Regions from separate parts of the Homo sapiens genome. Here all the other regions are linked to region 1. A link is a contact called in ENCODE Hi-C or POLR2A ChIA-PET data. All regions are on one chromosome and are shown on one strand. Each heading gives the region's core, a stretch centred on a gene start or an enhancer-like site at or near the end of the contact. The rest is flanking DNA. Distances are from core to core; before and after follow the strand shown.

What was found. A loop is a pair of places that touch in the nucleus more often than their neighbours do. ChIA-PET counts read pairs that join two places held with the same protein, here RNA polymerase II (POLR2A). Pooled maps may share reads with other maps.
Region 2: a loop to region 1 is called in a map of B cell, with 8 times the contacts of the local background. The contact joins the promoter of RPL35 here to the promoter of ZBTB43 in region 1. A Hi-C loop is called at or near these places in 2 of 168 maps with a recorded cell type or tissue (B cell and naive thymus-derived CD4-positive, alpha-beta T cell), 2 of 37 single-sample maps with no recorded cell type and 11 of 50 pooled maps. POLR2A ChIA-PET finds 5 or more read pairs at or near these places in 1 of 52 experiments (PC-9).
Region 3: a loop to region 1 is called in a map of CD8-positive, alpha-beta T cell, with 12 times the contacts of the local background. The contact joins the promoter of GOLGA1 here to the promoter of ZBTB43 in region 1. A Hi-C loop is called at or near these places in 1 of 168 maps with a recorded cell type or tissue (CD8-positive, alpha-beta T cell), 2 of 37 single-sample maps with no recorded cell type and 9 of 50 pooled maps.
Region 4: a loop to region 1 is called in a pooled map, with 10 times the contacts of the local background. The contact joins the promoter of HSPA5-DT here to the promoter of ZBTB43 in region 1. A Hi-C loop is called at or near these places in 1 of 37 single-sample maps with no recorded cell type and 6 of 50 pooled maps. POLR2A ChIA-PET finds 5 or more read pairs at or near these places in 1 of 52 experiments (activated CD4-positive, alpha-beta memory T cell).
Region 5: a pooled map shows a loop between it and region 1 (9-fold over the local background). The contact joins the promoter of MAPKAP1 here to the promoter of ZBTB43 in region 1. A Hi-C loop is called at or near these places in 6 of 50 pooled maps.

The regions. Positions count from the first base shown.
Region 1 is chr9:126,803,748-126,806,351 of GRCh38, forward strand. ZBTB43 (zinc finger and BTB domain containing 43) reads left to right here and starts at 1,293. Exons shown (of 3, transcript NM_014007.4): 1 at 1,293-1,385. RefSeq lists a silencer at 908-957 and enhancers at 1,019-1,520, 1,588-1,647, 2,058-2,167, 2,318-2,467.
Region 2 is chr9:124,860,678-124,863,281 of GRCh38, forward strand. It overlaps RPL35 (ribosomal protein L35), which reads right to left and starts at 1,280. Exons shown (of 4, transcript NM_007209.4): 1 at 1,233-1,280; 2 at 742-878. The coding sequence starts at 1,235. It overlaps ARPC5L (actin related protein 2/3 complex subunit 5 like), which reads left to right and starts at 1,453. Exons shown (of 6, transcript NM_030978.3): 1 at 1,453-1,721. RefSeq lists enhancers at 781-1,404, 840-889, 930-1,039, 1,480-1,699 and a silencer at 1,190-1,459.
Region 3 is chr9:124,939,785-124,942,388 of GRCh38, forward strand. It overlaps GOLGA1 (golgin A1), which reads right to left and starts at 1,299. Exons shown (of 23, transcript NM_002077.4): 1 at 1,187-1,299; 2 at 322-371. RefSeq lists enhancers at 891-1,391, 1,392-1,892 and silencers at 974-1,343, 1,674-1,733.
Region 4 is chr9:125,240,357-125,242,960 of GRCh38, forward strand. HSPA5-DT (HSPA5 divergent transcript) reads left to right here and starts at 1,300. Exons shown (of 3, transcript NR_186826.1): 1 at 1,300-1,707. HSPA5 (heat shock protein family A (Hsp70) member 5) reads right to left here and starts at 987. Exons shown (of 8, transcript NM_005347.5): 1 at 649-987; 2 at 320-551. The coding sequence starts at 770. RefSeq lists enhancers at 396-475, 617-1,121, 1,014-1,308, 1,122-1,626, 1,276-1,585.
Region 5 is chr9:125,705,892-125,708,495 of GRCh38, forward strand. MAPKAP1 (MAPK associated protein 1) reads right to left here and starts at 1,317. Exons shown (of 12, transcript NM_001006617.3): 1 at 1,080-1,317. RefSeq lists silencers at 1,021-1,250, 1,361-1,530 and enhancers at 1,239-1,533, 1,531-1,690.

The DNA of each region.
Region 1 (2,604 bases), core at 43-2,542:
GCGGGGGAGCTGGAGCATACATGTTTGAAGTAGAATCTTTGACAAGCTGTTCTGCATCCACTCCCATTTCTGTGCTTCCATATTTGTTTTCTTTCATTTTGTTTTCTAGAAAAAAAAATTTTTTTGGTAGAATTCTCTAGGAAAGCTACACTCCTGTGTCCTAGGGCCCAACAACAAGCAAGACAGGCATAACAGCTGGGAAACCAATCAGCTTAAACTGAGACAGACAATATCAAACAGGCATGTCAGGCCCCACGAGAACATCCACCCTAAATCCAGAAGGCATTATGACCACATCGCTTCAGCTGCCTGGATTTCAGGTATAAATTAGTTCTTCTACAAAGAGGGCACTTGGTCTGTAAACGGGTCCAAAGGTAAGAGTCCCACCGCTAAAGACCTATCTCTCTTCTACACTAACATGGGGGGGCAGTGGGGAAGAAAGGGGCGAGAAGAGGTATGGAGGTTTTGGGAGGGAGTGGGAGAATTGGAGGCTAGAGAGATCGTTTCTGTCCCACCATCTGTGTGACCCCAGTGCCCAGCACAATGCAGCCCACGGAAAGGCACTGGTCCTTTCATTGACCATTTACTGAGCATCTACTACATGCCAAAAAGCGAGATGGGTGCTGTGAAGGCAGAAACGGATTTGGAGATAATCTCCGCCAGGCATACTGAGGTCAAGGTTTTCGTTCGTTTGTTTAGAGAAGAGACGGAGAAGGTCAAGGTGTTTTTGTTTGTTTTGTTGTTGTTGTTGTTGTTGTTTAAGAGTCTTGCTCTGTGCTCAGGCTGGAGTGCAGCGGCGTGATCTCGGCTCACTGCAACCTCTGCCTCACGGGTTCAGGCAATTCTCCTGTCTCAGCTTCCCAAGTAGCTGGGATTACAGGCGCGCGCAACCACGCTCAGCTAATTTTTGTATGTTTTGTAGAGACAGGGTTTCACCATGTTGGCCAGGATGGTCTCGAACTCCTAGCCTCAAGCGATCATCCCCTCTCGGCCTCCCAAAGTGCAGGGATTACAGACGTGGGCTACCGCGCCTGGCCTATGCCAAGGTTTCAAGAAGGTTTAGAACTCAGTATCTGCTCCCCTATTTTCAACAGCGTAGTCAGTCCCTAAAATTGACCCGCTCCAGAGTGTACTGCGCAGGCGCCCGCTACCTCCGCGCTCTCTCCCGACGCCCAGCTCAGACGGTAAGTCCCGCATGCGCACTCCGCTTTCTCTCTGACGCACCCCCGGAAGCACTGTCAGTTTCGGGGGGCGGGACCGGGAAGCGTTTCCGGGGGCTGAAGGCACAGGCTGAATCTGTTGCGGCAGCTGAGGCTACAACAGGCCTGCGCCGGCGGCAGAGAGGATATCTTGGGCGGGGGATGTGAGCGCTGAGCCCTTGGCAGGTACTGCGTGGCCAGGACCACGGGCGGCAAGGGTAGGGGAGGAGAAGTCGGTGGGGGAGTTAAGGGCTCCTCAGCAGGCCCCGACGCTCGCGCCGCTGGCCCCGCCAGGCCCATTCCGTGGACCGGCATACCAAAGCCCCGCGCGGGAGGTTGGGGTCCCGGCGCTCCAGCTCCGAATCCCGCAGTCTTCTGCCCACACGGCGCGCAGACCGCGATACCGAGGCCTTTGGGGCAGCTTCTCGCCCAAGGTCACCCTCGCGGCGGCGGAGCTCCGCCGGCCACAGCGCTTAGAGATCCCGCCCCCGTCCGTCCGCTGGCCTTTCGGGGCGTAGGGTGGGCGCGGCTTGACGACCTCGGGTTCGAGCCACCAATGCCTGAGGCCTGACGAGCCGAGCTGGGAGAAAGACTGCGCCTGGACTTAGCTGATCTTCTGTTTAAGTAAAACATTCAGCATCCCCTGTTGCTGTCTCTGTCACCTGTTGTAACCTGCCCTTTTTGTCTTTCAGCTAGGTCGCTGTCAACCTGATATTTCTCTCCACTTTGTCTTTGTCGGGGTATCTGGATCCTGTTTTATATCTGTCTCCACCTTGCTTCTGTGTCTGTTCACCCTGTCTCTGCCACTCAGCCCTTACTCTAATTCAGGGCCTGTCAGTCTGGCTTTTTGGCCATCTGTCTGTTTCTCTCTTTCTGCCAACTTTGTTTTTGCCTCTTGTCTCTCTTTCCTGAGTTTGGGTGGGGCAGGGCTGCCCAGACCTCTGAGCCATGGAAGGTGACTCATGACCCCGTGAAGTTCCCTGCACTGGTGACACTCTCAGTGACTCGACCGCAGTTTGGCCTCAACTCTGACAGGTGTCGCCCAACATAAGTGTCAGAGTGCAGGAGAGCCTGTCAGGGAGACAGGAGGCCCATTTTAGGGCCAGAGCAGCTTGATGAGTCCTCTCCTTTTCTCGCCTGTGGTTTCTCAGGCCTGCACAGCTTCCCAAATGCCTTCGCTCTATCCACTCACCACAGGATGGTCTCCAGGGATCTCTGGAGCCTGCTCTTTGAGTTACAGCTGTTTAACAGGCCTGTCTACAGGCTAAGAAAGGATCAGACTGAGGTCTTTGGGGCTACTGGAACAGTAGCAGGGTTTCTGGGATAACTGCATGCTTAGTTCAGAGATTGTGTCAGCATTTTCAGTTAAATTATAAGAAACCTAATAATTGGGAATTTATTATTT
Region 2 (2,604 bases), core at 30-2,529, 1.9 Mb before region 1:
AAACAACGAGCCAGGGAGAAGTTATTTGTAGTCATGTCAGGATGAGGGAGTCACCTAGTAGACAGCTGGTCAACATGGTTTTTGAGGATTCAGTGTGCAACTGTGCTTGTCCAATCCTCCCACCCCTGCCTCTACTAAGGTTGTTTGGGGGCAAAGAGGGCAACCACCATTTTTTTTTTTTGGAGACAGGGTCTCACCTGTCAACCAGACTGAAGAGCAGTGGCCCCATCATAGCCTCCCAACTCCTGGGCTCAAGTGATCCTCCTGCCTCAGCCTCCAGAGTAGCTGGGACTACAGGCCTGTACCACCACACCCATCTAATTTTTTTTTGAGAAGTGGACTTTGTACCCAGGTTGATGAACTCCAAACCCATGTTCCTTTCACAAGTCTCCCGCACTCTTAGCCATGTAAAATAACTTACGCTGCCACTCCAGGGTGCAAGCCACCCACCTGCCAAGGGGGTTAAAAACTCAAGTGTTGGTGGGAAGCGGAAGGAAGGGGTCCGGGTAGGCTTTGAAGGCAGCATTAAGATGGGTCTCCGGGGATGCATTCCAGGCACAAGGACCGCAAGGTCAAGGCAGGTAAGAGGCTAAGCACACAACGGGTCTCCCATGCGCGCCAGGATGCACGGAGTGGGCATCTAAGCGGCCAGCTCCTTAAGCCAACTTTGAAATCCTCCGACGATCCCGATGCACACGTGCTCCCCACCCACGAGGGCTGTGATCCGGCCGCCTCACTTACATCTTAGAGAGCTTGGAGGCCGCACCGCCTGTCACTTTGGCGACGCGCAGCTGGGACAGCTCCACCTTCAGGTCGTCCAGCTGTTTCAGCAGCTCCTCCTTCTTCTTCCCGCGAAGATCTCGAGCCTTGATCTTGGCCTGCGCGCAAGAGAGAGTGTGCCTCAGCCAGGCCGCGGGGCCATATCCCCTTCACCTGCGTGGCCAGCCCCCAAAGGCGCGCGACTCGCCATCGACTACGAGTGCGCCGGAGCCCCAACCAGGGCTCAGGACAGTCTCCCTCGCCGGCCGTGCCTTGGGCAGAGTAACCCAGGCCCGGGCCGCGCGCCTCTCCCGGCGCCAAGCGAAGAGGCGGGTTGTGGTGGCGCCAGACCATTCTGCGCGGCGCCCCACAGGCCTAGGTGGCAGATAGAATCCGCGGGCTCAGCCCGCACCGCCTTCCCCAACCCCCGCGCCTCACAGCGCTCGGATGGCGCCCGATTCCGCAGCTCTCACCATTGCTGCACAAGCCGCCAACGCCGCCGCCCGCTCCGAGGGAAAGAGGAAGTAGGCGGGGCTGACCTCCGCAACTACTGCCGGGTGGCGGCGGGCGCGGCCAATGGCGCCGCAGCGGGGGAGCCCCGGCTCCGCCTCATCTCCCCCGCCCCCGAGGAACGCCGTGGTACTGCCCGCCCCGCCTGGTAGGGCCGGAGCCCCGCCTTGTAGTGCTCGCCTCATTCACGGCACCCCTGATAGCGAGGTCGGCGTCACGGTGTAGGCGCGCAGTTGGGGAAACCGAGGCCCAACGTGGGCGGCAGCTACCAGAGATGGCACACGGAGGACTCAAATTCGTCCATTCAGTCATTCGTTCATTCATTCCTTCGGGAAACCTTGCAGATCTCCCAATCTGGGCAACTCTGAGCTGGGCGCCAGTAGTCTGGGGGTGCTGACGGGAGGAGGGGCCAGAGTTTTCAAAGACGATTAACCGAGGCTCACGTCGCGGAGGAATTTAAAGCGCGAGATGGACGGGAGGGGCGGGCTCAGGCAGTTATAATCCAACTCCATAAAGGTTCTGGGGAGGCAGTATATGGAACTGCAAAGAGCATTTACACCTTTTTTTTTTTTTTTTTTTTTGAGACAGAGCTTCATTCTGTCGCCCAGGGTGCCAGGCTGGAGTGCAGTGTCGCGATCTCGGCTTACTGCAACCTCCGCCTCCCGGGTTCAGCGATTCTCCTGCCCCAGCCTCCCGAGTAGCTGAGTAGCTGGGATTACAGGCATGCACCACCACGCCTGGCTAATTTTTTGTATTTTTAGTAGAGACGGGGTTTCGCCATGTTGCCCAGGCTGATCTTGAACTCCTCAGCTCAGGTGATCCCCTCGCCTCGGCCTCCCAAAGTGCTGGGATTACAGGCGTGAGCCACCACGCCTGGCCCCAGCCTTTATTTATTTTTTTTATTTTTTAATTTTTTTTTTCAGACAGGGTCTCGCTCTGTCACCCTGGCTGGAAGGCATGGCGCGCTCTCCGCCCACCAAAACCTCCGCTTCCCGGGTTCAAGCAGCCCTCCCACCTCAGTCTCCCGAGTAGCTGAAACTACAGGCACAAGCCACCAGGCCTGGCTAATTTGTTTATTTTTTGTAGAGCTGTTGCCCAGGGTGGTCTCCTGGGCTCAAGCAATCCGCCCTCCTCGGCCTCCCAGAGTGCCTAGGATTACAGGGGTTAGCCACCTCGCCTGGCCATACAGCCTTTTTTATTTTTATTTTATTTTTTATATATTTTTTGAGATGGAGTCTGGCTCTGTCGCCTAGGCTGGAGTGCAGTGGCGCGATCTCGGCTCACTGCAACCTCCACCTCCCGGGTTCAAGAGATTCTCCTGCCTTGGCCTCCCCA
Region 3 (2,604 bases), core at 49-2,548, 1.9 Mb before region 1:
CTCTTGACCTCAGATGATCCACCTGCATTGGCCTCCCAAAGTGCTGGGATTACAGGCATAAGCCACTGCGCCCGGCCTCACAGTTTCTTTTCTTAAGAATGTTTGACATGATATTCAAAGTAAGATTCAAAAACCTTTTCCTCCTAATGGTGTATAAAACACTAATATTCTGGTTCCAACCTTAACTTTCCATGTTTTGTGGAGGATACCTAAGCTCTGCTCTGAGATACACAAATGCCATCTTACCACTTCAGATCCTCCATTAAGGCTGTACAATTCTTCAGAAACTTTACTTTCAATGTGTGTAAACCACTTACTCACCTGGCTTATCTACTAGATTTAAAACAGCTTGGAGGTCAAAGCATTCTGTCCTGCATGAAGACAAAGATAAAATGCATTGGGTATTTCTTTTCAAGTGTATGGCCAAAATGTTGGGTGGGGATAGGGGGAAGAAGTGAAGGAAGAGGAGGGGCAGAAGAAGGATTAAAGGGGGTAAGAAAACCTGTCACAACTCTCAATGGGATACCCTCCCTAACCCTGATCTCCTATGAAATTGTTTTTTGCCTAAGAGCTTCACTTACAAGCGCATAGAACAGAATTGATCACCGCAGCGGGTGCCTAAATTCACTTCTCCCTGGGAGCCCTGAGCAAAACAATTTGAATGAGGTTAAGTTTTCCTGGAGCCAGTATTTATTTCTCAGTTGATTACTACACTCACATACTGTTTACCCGGCCAGACCCTGGGCGTCTGGTCACGGATGTGCACTGACAAAAAGCAAGGCAAAATTGGGTAAAGACAGATGTCTAACCCCCAGGGAGGCAGGCAGGTGCCTGCCACGGCAGTTTGGATCTCACTCCCTCAGGCTACCTCCAGCCCCGCCCGTGCTTTGGACTGTCAAAGAAAGGAAGGATCCAACATCTCTCCCATTTGACAGCAAGGAAACTGAGCCCTAGAGAGGAGGAGCGACTTGTCCAAGGTCGCGCAGGGAGGAATCCCGGAACCCTAGGCTCCAGACTCCCAGGCCGGGGCAGCCCGCCTCCGCCCCCACTCTCACCCTTTCAGCACCCCGGTGCCGCCCCCCGCCTTGGGGCTCGGGCAACCCTGACCGGGCCGCTGTGGGGACAGACCGAGGCCACTGGGAGAATAAGGGGCCTGCTCGCATTCCCGGAGTCCTGGCCCGCGCACCTGCCTCTCTCTGGGAAGCCAGCAAAGCCCCGCCTCCCGGGCCTCTCGTGAGCCCCGGCCCGCGTCACCAACCCCCACCGCCCAGCCGGCGAGCCGAGCAGCGACCCGGAACCGCACGTCTCCCAGCGCGCCGGAAGTGACTGCGCGGTGGGGGGAGGGGGTTGGTCCGACGCGCGCATGCGCCCGTGCGCGGCCTTGGCGGCTACTGTTACCACCTCTGAGCGGCGACTGGGCCGGAACGGCTGGAGTTCTCGGGTGCCCAGCCGGGCGCTCCCTCAGCCCAGTTCGCCACGTCAGCGAGCGGCCAGAGCCACAGATGATGACTGAGTCTCCGAGGCCTCTCGGTCTTTTTCTATTTTAACAGGGGCGCGTGCAGAGCGTGGTAAGTGGGAGGGGCTTCGTGTCAAAAGTAAAAGAACCCAGTCGGTGCCACAGGCCCCGCTGTGCTGTGCTGGCTACAAACCCGGCCGGGGCTGCACTGCTTGGCCAGGCGCCCCCCCGCGCCGCCCGGTCCCGCCGCACCCTAGGCAGCTGCCTTGCCACCGTGTGACCCGGGAAGTCTGCGCCTCCAGCTTCACTCACAAGCCAGTAGCTCCAGAAACTAGTCCTGGGACCTTACACCTTGAGACCAGTTTTTAGACTTTGGCGCCTGTCACCTACTGTAGATGATGCGTTTTATATCGCAACCGAGTACATAACGTCCAGCAGAACCACGTTCTTACTATGTAATGCACTTAAAAACGCTGGTGGCAGCTCACTATATTGGATTAGCTTCACCATCCGCTGCTGGGCCGTCTCCTTTCTGCTTAGGAAGGAAGTTGAAAACATCAAAAGTGCACGGCGCGCGCTTCTGTGGTCCCAGCTACTCGGAAGACCGAGGTGGGAGGATCTCTTGAGACCAGGGCTTCCAGACCAGCCTGGGCACCGTGGCGAGACTCCGTCTCTTTAAATAAATAGCAATCATGCAGGCAGTAGGAAAATAAACAAAAGAGGAAAAACTATCTTGTTCCAAGTCACAGTCCAGGCCGGGCGCGGTGGCTCACTCCTGTAATCCCCACACTTTGAGAAGCCGAGGCGGGTGGTTCACCCGAGGTCAGGAGTTCAGACCAGCCTAACATAGCGAAACCTCGTCTCTACTAAAAATACAAAATTAGCCGGGCATGGTGGCCCATGCCTGTAATCCCAATTACTTGGGAGGCTGAGGCAGGATAATCGCTTGAACCCGGGAGGTGTAGGTTGCAGTGAGTCAAGATCGCGCCATTGCACTCCAGCCTGGGCAACAAGAGCGAAACTCTATCTCAAACAAAAAGTCACGGTCCAAATCAGTACCCTAAGTCAGGTCCCTGAACTCGTCAATGCCAAGCCAGCCATTCCACCTTAAGGAACTCTGGTTCCATCCCCAGACTCAACACAAGCCC
Region 4 (2,604 bases), core at 50-2,549, 1.6 Mb before region 1:
AAAGTTTAAAAGACCCACTACCATCCCCACAATTTGGTTTATTTTGGTCCCTTGGGGCTGCAAATTGACTAGAAATACTTCAGGGAGTATAGGTGTCTTACAAAGTTCAGTTTTAATCGGTCTTTTATTCCTAAACTATCGTAGACAGTACGACAGCAACTGTCTTAAGTTTTGTAACATACTAATAGTATTAAAGTTATTACATACATCATGTCTATAACCTTCAACTGTTGTCTCAACACTTTTCCAGAGACTTATAACTCTAAATACTCCCACCACCCACCCGTTCTCTAACTGGATGAGAAAAACCCGGTCGAACCTTGAACGGCAAGAACTTGATGTCCTGCTGCACAGACGGGTCATTCCACGTGCGGCCGATGAGCCGCTTGGCGTCAAAGACCGTGTTCTCGGGGTTGGAGGTGAGCTGGTTCTTGGCGGCATCGCCAATCAGACGTTCCCCTTCAGGAGTGAAGGCGACATAGGACGGCGTGATGCGGTTGCCCTGATCGTTGGCGATGATCTCCACGCGGCCGTTCTTGAACACGCCGACGCTGGCAGAAAAACCCGACAGAGGGACATCAGCACCGCACTTCTCACGCCAGGCCAGGCGGCCACGCCCCGTCCCCCTGCATCCGCAACCCCACTTACCAGGAGTAGGTGGTCCCCAGGTCGATGCCGACCACCGTGCCCACGTCCTCCTTCTTGTCCTCCTCCTCGGCCCGCGCCGCGCTGAGCAGCAGCAGCATCGCGGCCACCAGGGAGAGCTTCATCTTGCCAGCCAGTTGGGCAGCAGCAGGCAGTCCAGCCACAGGCCGTAGCACAGGAGCACAGCGCAATTTCCGACTTGCAGGCGGCAGGGGCCCGGGGTCACAAGGCGCCACGAACCAGGCGAAGGGCAGGTCTAGAAATACAGGCCGCGGCGCTTCCCTCTCACACTCGCGAAACACCCCAATAGGTCAATCTGTCTGTGCTGTCTTGGCCGGCGTCGACCTCACCGTCGCCTACTCGGCTTATATACCCTCCCCCAGCCCCGTCGTGGAGGCCGCCGATTGGTGAAGGCCCTGCTCGTTGGAGGCCGTTCATTGGCCCAGGCCACCAAGCTGGCCGCCGCCGATTCGAAGCGGCCCCCTCCGCAATAAACGTCACTGCTCCGCCCCCCCCAGCTGATTCATTGGCTGCTATTCGTTTCTAACGTTCACCAATGGTAGATAACATCCGCCCCATCCGCTGGTCCCATTGGTTCAGCAGCTGTCTATCTCTCCTGCGACTTCTGACCCCGAGGCATTTCCGCTGGTAACCGCACAAGTCCCGCCTTCACTCCCGGCCCTAGGGGGTCGGAGTAGGTCCAGCAGGAGTGACCCCCCGGGGCTGTGGGATCTGAAACTTTTTCTTCTCTACTGCTTGTTCTCCCTTCCTCCATCCCTCACCCCGAAGCGGGAAGCAGCTTTCTCTTCCCAGCTTCCATCCAGTCTCTGAGTAGACCAGTCGCAGCTTAGATGCTGGGATCGCCTCAGAACACATTTCTTTGCCCTTCACGGCCACTACCGGTATTGGGGTATGCGAGTCTCAGGGCCGTTCGTTGCTCACAGGTCGAGCTGGTCTGGACTCTGTTCGACCACGAATCATGACTCCTTCCTGCCAGTTATGTCCCCTCCGCACCCTTGCCCAGCCATTTTACCAGGCCTCTCCACATTGCGCTGCCCCACGGTAAGTCGCAGGACAAGCCCGGCCAAAGGAATTGCCTCCAGCTCTGAGTCCCCTCCCTACTGTGGCAACCCACTCCAGTGCCAGCCCTCCCACACTGGATGTCTAATTTTTCTAGCTTGCCACCCTTTACTTTCCCCTCCGCTGCCCATCCTTTCCCTCTGGGGCAAAGGTTATCATTTACGGGGCTTTCTCCATCCTTTATTGTTGATACTTTTCTACCTTCATTCCAGGAAAAGGTCTGATGTACACGCAGACAACACATTTGATAGGCGAAAATCGTCTTGATAATGCCTTATTCTTATATAACATCCTGTTGCAAAAAATAATAGAGACCACTATTTGCTGAAAGCCTACCGTGGATTAAGCATTGTTCAGTGTGCTTTTCATGTGTCATTTAGTCTTGACAGTTCAATACTCGGTAGGCATTTCCCGTTTTCCAGATGAGGACATTGAAACTGAAAAAGATTAAATAACTAAACAAGTCACAGAGCTGGTGAGTGATGGAGTTAGGATTGATAACCAGGTGGAGTTCACTCTATTGCCAATACTTTTTTTTTTTTCAAGACGGAGTATCACTCTGTCACGCCCAGGCTGGAGTTCAGTAGTGCAATCTCAGCTCACTGCAACCTCCGCTTCCGGGGTTCAAGCGATTCTCCTGCCTCAGCCTCCTGAGTAGCTGGGATTACAGGCACGCACCACCATGCCTGGCTAATTTTTTTTTTTTTTTTTTTGTGGAGATGAGGTTTCACCATTTTAGCCAGGCTGGTTTCGAACTCCCAACCTCAAGCGATCTGCCCACCTCGGCCTCCCAAAGTGCTGGGATTACAGGTGTGAGACACTGTGCCTGATCTCTTAACTTTAAAACAAAAAATTCATCTGTGGCCGGGCGTGGTGGCT
Region 5 (2,604 bases), core at 67-2,566, 1.1 Mb before region 1:
AGGATGGGGTAATTAAAGAAGGAGACCTTTTCAAGCATAACTGGAAAGGTAACCAGGAGCCAGATTAGGAGATGTAAGGGGGTGTAAGTGCAGTCTGGGACACACAGTAGTTGAAGGTAGGCATGAGCACACAGATGAATGGGAAAGGGCTACCAGCATGCCCCAAATCCCGCAGGTGTGTAAACTGAAAAACATGAAAACAATTATTGCTTCATCAAGAACTCTTTCCGTGTTTACTAGGTACCTTGTGTGGGCTCATAAAATATAAGGAATAAAACCCATATCTAGGCTTCTGCTCAAGTGGGTTTTAACATTACGGATCCACCTCTCCTGCTTGTCAGAGAATGAGAACGCTGCTTTTTTTAAACCAATGGGTCTCCATTTGACTCTTCACACCTGGGAAAGTTTTGAACTTTGCCGATTTGGGTTTATAACAACATGGTGCTTTGTACAGTGCCAGGTACTGTGGTGGGCTTCCAAAGTGACTTTCATTCATTCAAAAGGAAGTTTTAACCAATTTCTGAGTCAATTTGGGGGTCTCTGGTTAAAGTCATAATCTTGTTTACGCTACAATCTCTTTTTCCCAGCCTTAAACAAATCTAAATGACTCCTTGCCACTCCCATAAACAAAGAATGAATCAAAGTTCCAGCAGCACTGTAGCTAGAAAAAAGTCTGTAAGGCTGTTAACCTCTTTAAGGGGGAGGGGGAGAAGGGACGCAAGGAAACAAGGACCACACAGTCAATGCTTGAAAACCTTGATTTTCACATTATGAAGACCAGGGCACCTAGATATTGCCAAGTGCAGGCCCAGAAACTGCCGGAGTCAACTACACCCCCCACCCCCACACTACCAGGTCAGCTGGCTTCTTTTCCCCTAAACCACACACCCGCCTCAGACTCCTGACAGCCTCCAGTTCTGGAAATGGCCAGGAAACGAACGCGCCCGGGCCACCTGAACAAGGGCCCGGCAGGCGGCCCGCCGGGCAGCGCTGAAACTGGAGGGGTGAGAGGGCCGCCAGGTGGGCAAGCTGGTGGGCTGACGGACGGGCGGGGAGCTGGCGGCTGGGGCAACCTTTACCTGAAGCTGCTTCCACACTACGGGCCGGGTCGGCCCCGGGACACGTTCCTGAGGGGAGGGCCCGGCTCCCCCACGCCTCCCGGCCCCTGCCCCGAGCTCTGCACTCTCGGGATCCACGGGGACCGGCGCTCCTCCCGGCCCGCTCAGCTGCCGCTTCCCGGGTTAGCCCTCATGCCCCTGCTGCTCGCCGCCGCCGGCCGGCCGAGCAGCAGCCCTATTACCCCGAGCCGCACACGACCCGGAACCACACCCCGGCGTTCCGGAAGTCCCCGACCGGGAAGGAGCCTCTGGCTGGGGACGTAGTGCGCAAGCCCCAGAGCTGAAAGCAAGGAGCGGTAGCTTCCCGCGGGGCGGGGCCGGGAGGGAGGCCGGGCGCATGCGCGCCGCTTCTCCAGTGCAGGGAAAGGCCTGGGTCGGAGACTGAGTTCTGGCAAGATGCGCCAGTGCCTGGACTTGCCTTGAGCAGGAATCAGTGTTAGGCTTCTCCATCGAATCTTCTTTCTCCCCATTTCCACGGAGAAAAGCCCTTAGTTCGTCCAGAAATGAGTGATGAGGCAGCTCAGCCTCTCTGAGAAAGACCTGGGTTCAAATGCCAGCTCTTATAACTTGCTGTGTGTCCTAGGATGTGACACTTCTCTCTGAGCCTCGGGTTTTCCCATCCAGGGCAATAGTTTCAACTTTAGAGTATATTGCTGTGGGAATCGAATGGGATGATGCTTGAAAAACACCCAGCATAGTGCCTGACACATAGTAAACATGCAGTCAATGTTAGTTATTTCTCTTATTATAATATCTGTAATATGGAGGTGACAATAATCTTCCTCAAGCCCTGCTGGGAGGTTTCCAGGAGATGTAGGAGGACTGGCACAGGGCAGAAGTTCAGTGTGTCTCATGCTGCTCCCTTCCTCTCTCACGGAGGAAATCAGTAGAGAAAGCCACGATGAAGGGGGAAAAAGGATTCAGGGAGTGCAGTGAGAGTGGTTCTCCCACCTGAAAGATGCTTGGGGAAGTCTCTCAAAAACGCACCTTAGCAAAAGAAAAAACTCAAGGTTGAATTTCAGCCCTGAGGGACCCCTGCCCAATTTTAAACTTATTAATAAATATGCCATGGGGCCAGGCACGGTGGCTCACACCTGTAATCCCAGCACTTTGGGAGGCCGAGGAGGGCAGATCACTTGAGATCAGGAGTTCGAGACCAGCCTGGCCAACATGGTGAAACCCTGTCTCTACTAAAAATACAAAAATTAGTCTGGCGTGGTGGTGTGCACCTGTAGTCCCAGCTACTCAGGAGACTGAGGCAGGAGAATGGCTTGAACCCGGGAGGCAGAGGTTGCAGTGACCCAAGATCAGGCCACTGCACTCCAGCCTGGGTGACAGAGACTCTGTCTCAAAACAAAAAAACAAAAAACACGGTGGGTCTACCCATGTATTTCAAATATGGTCATCCATCACTTAATGATGAGGACACAAGAAATGCATCGTTAGCTGATTTTGTGGTTGTGTAAACATCATAGACTGTACTTAC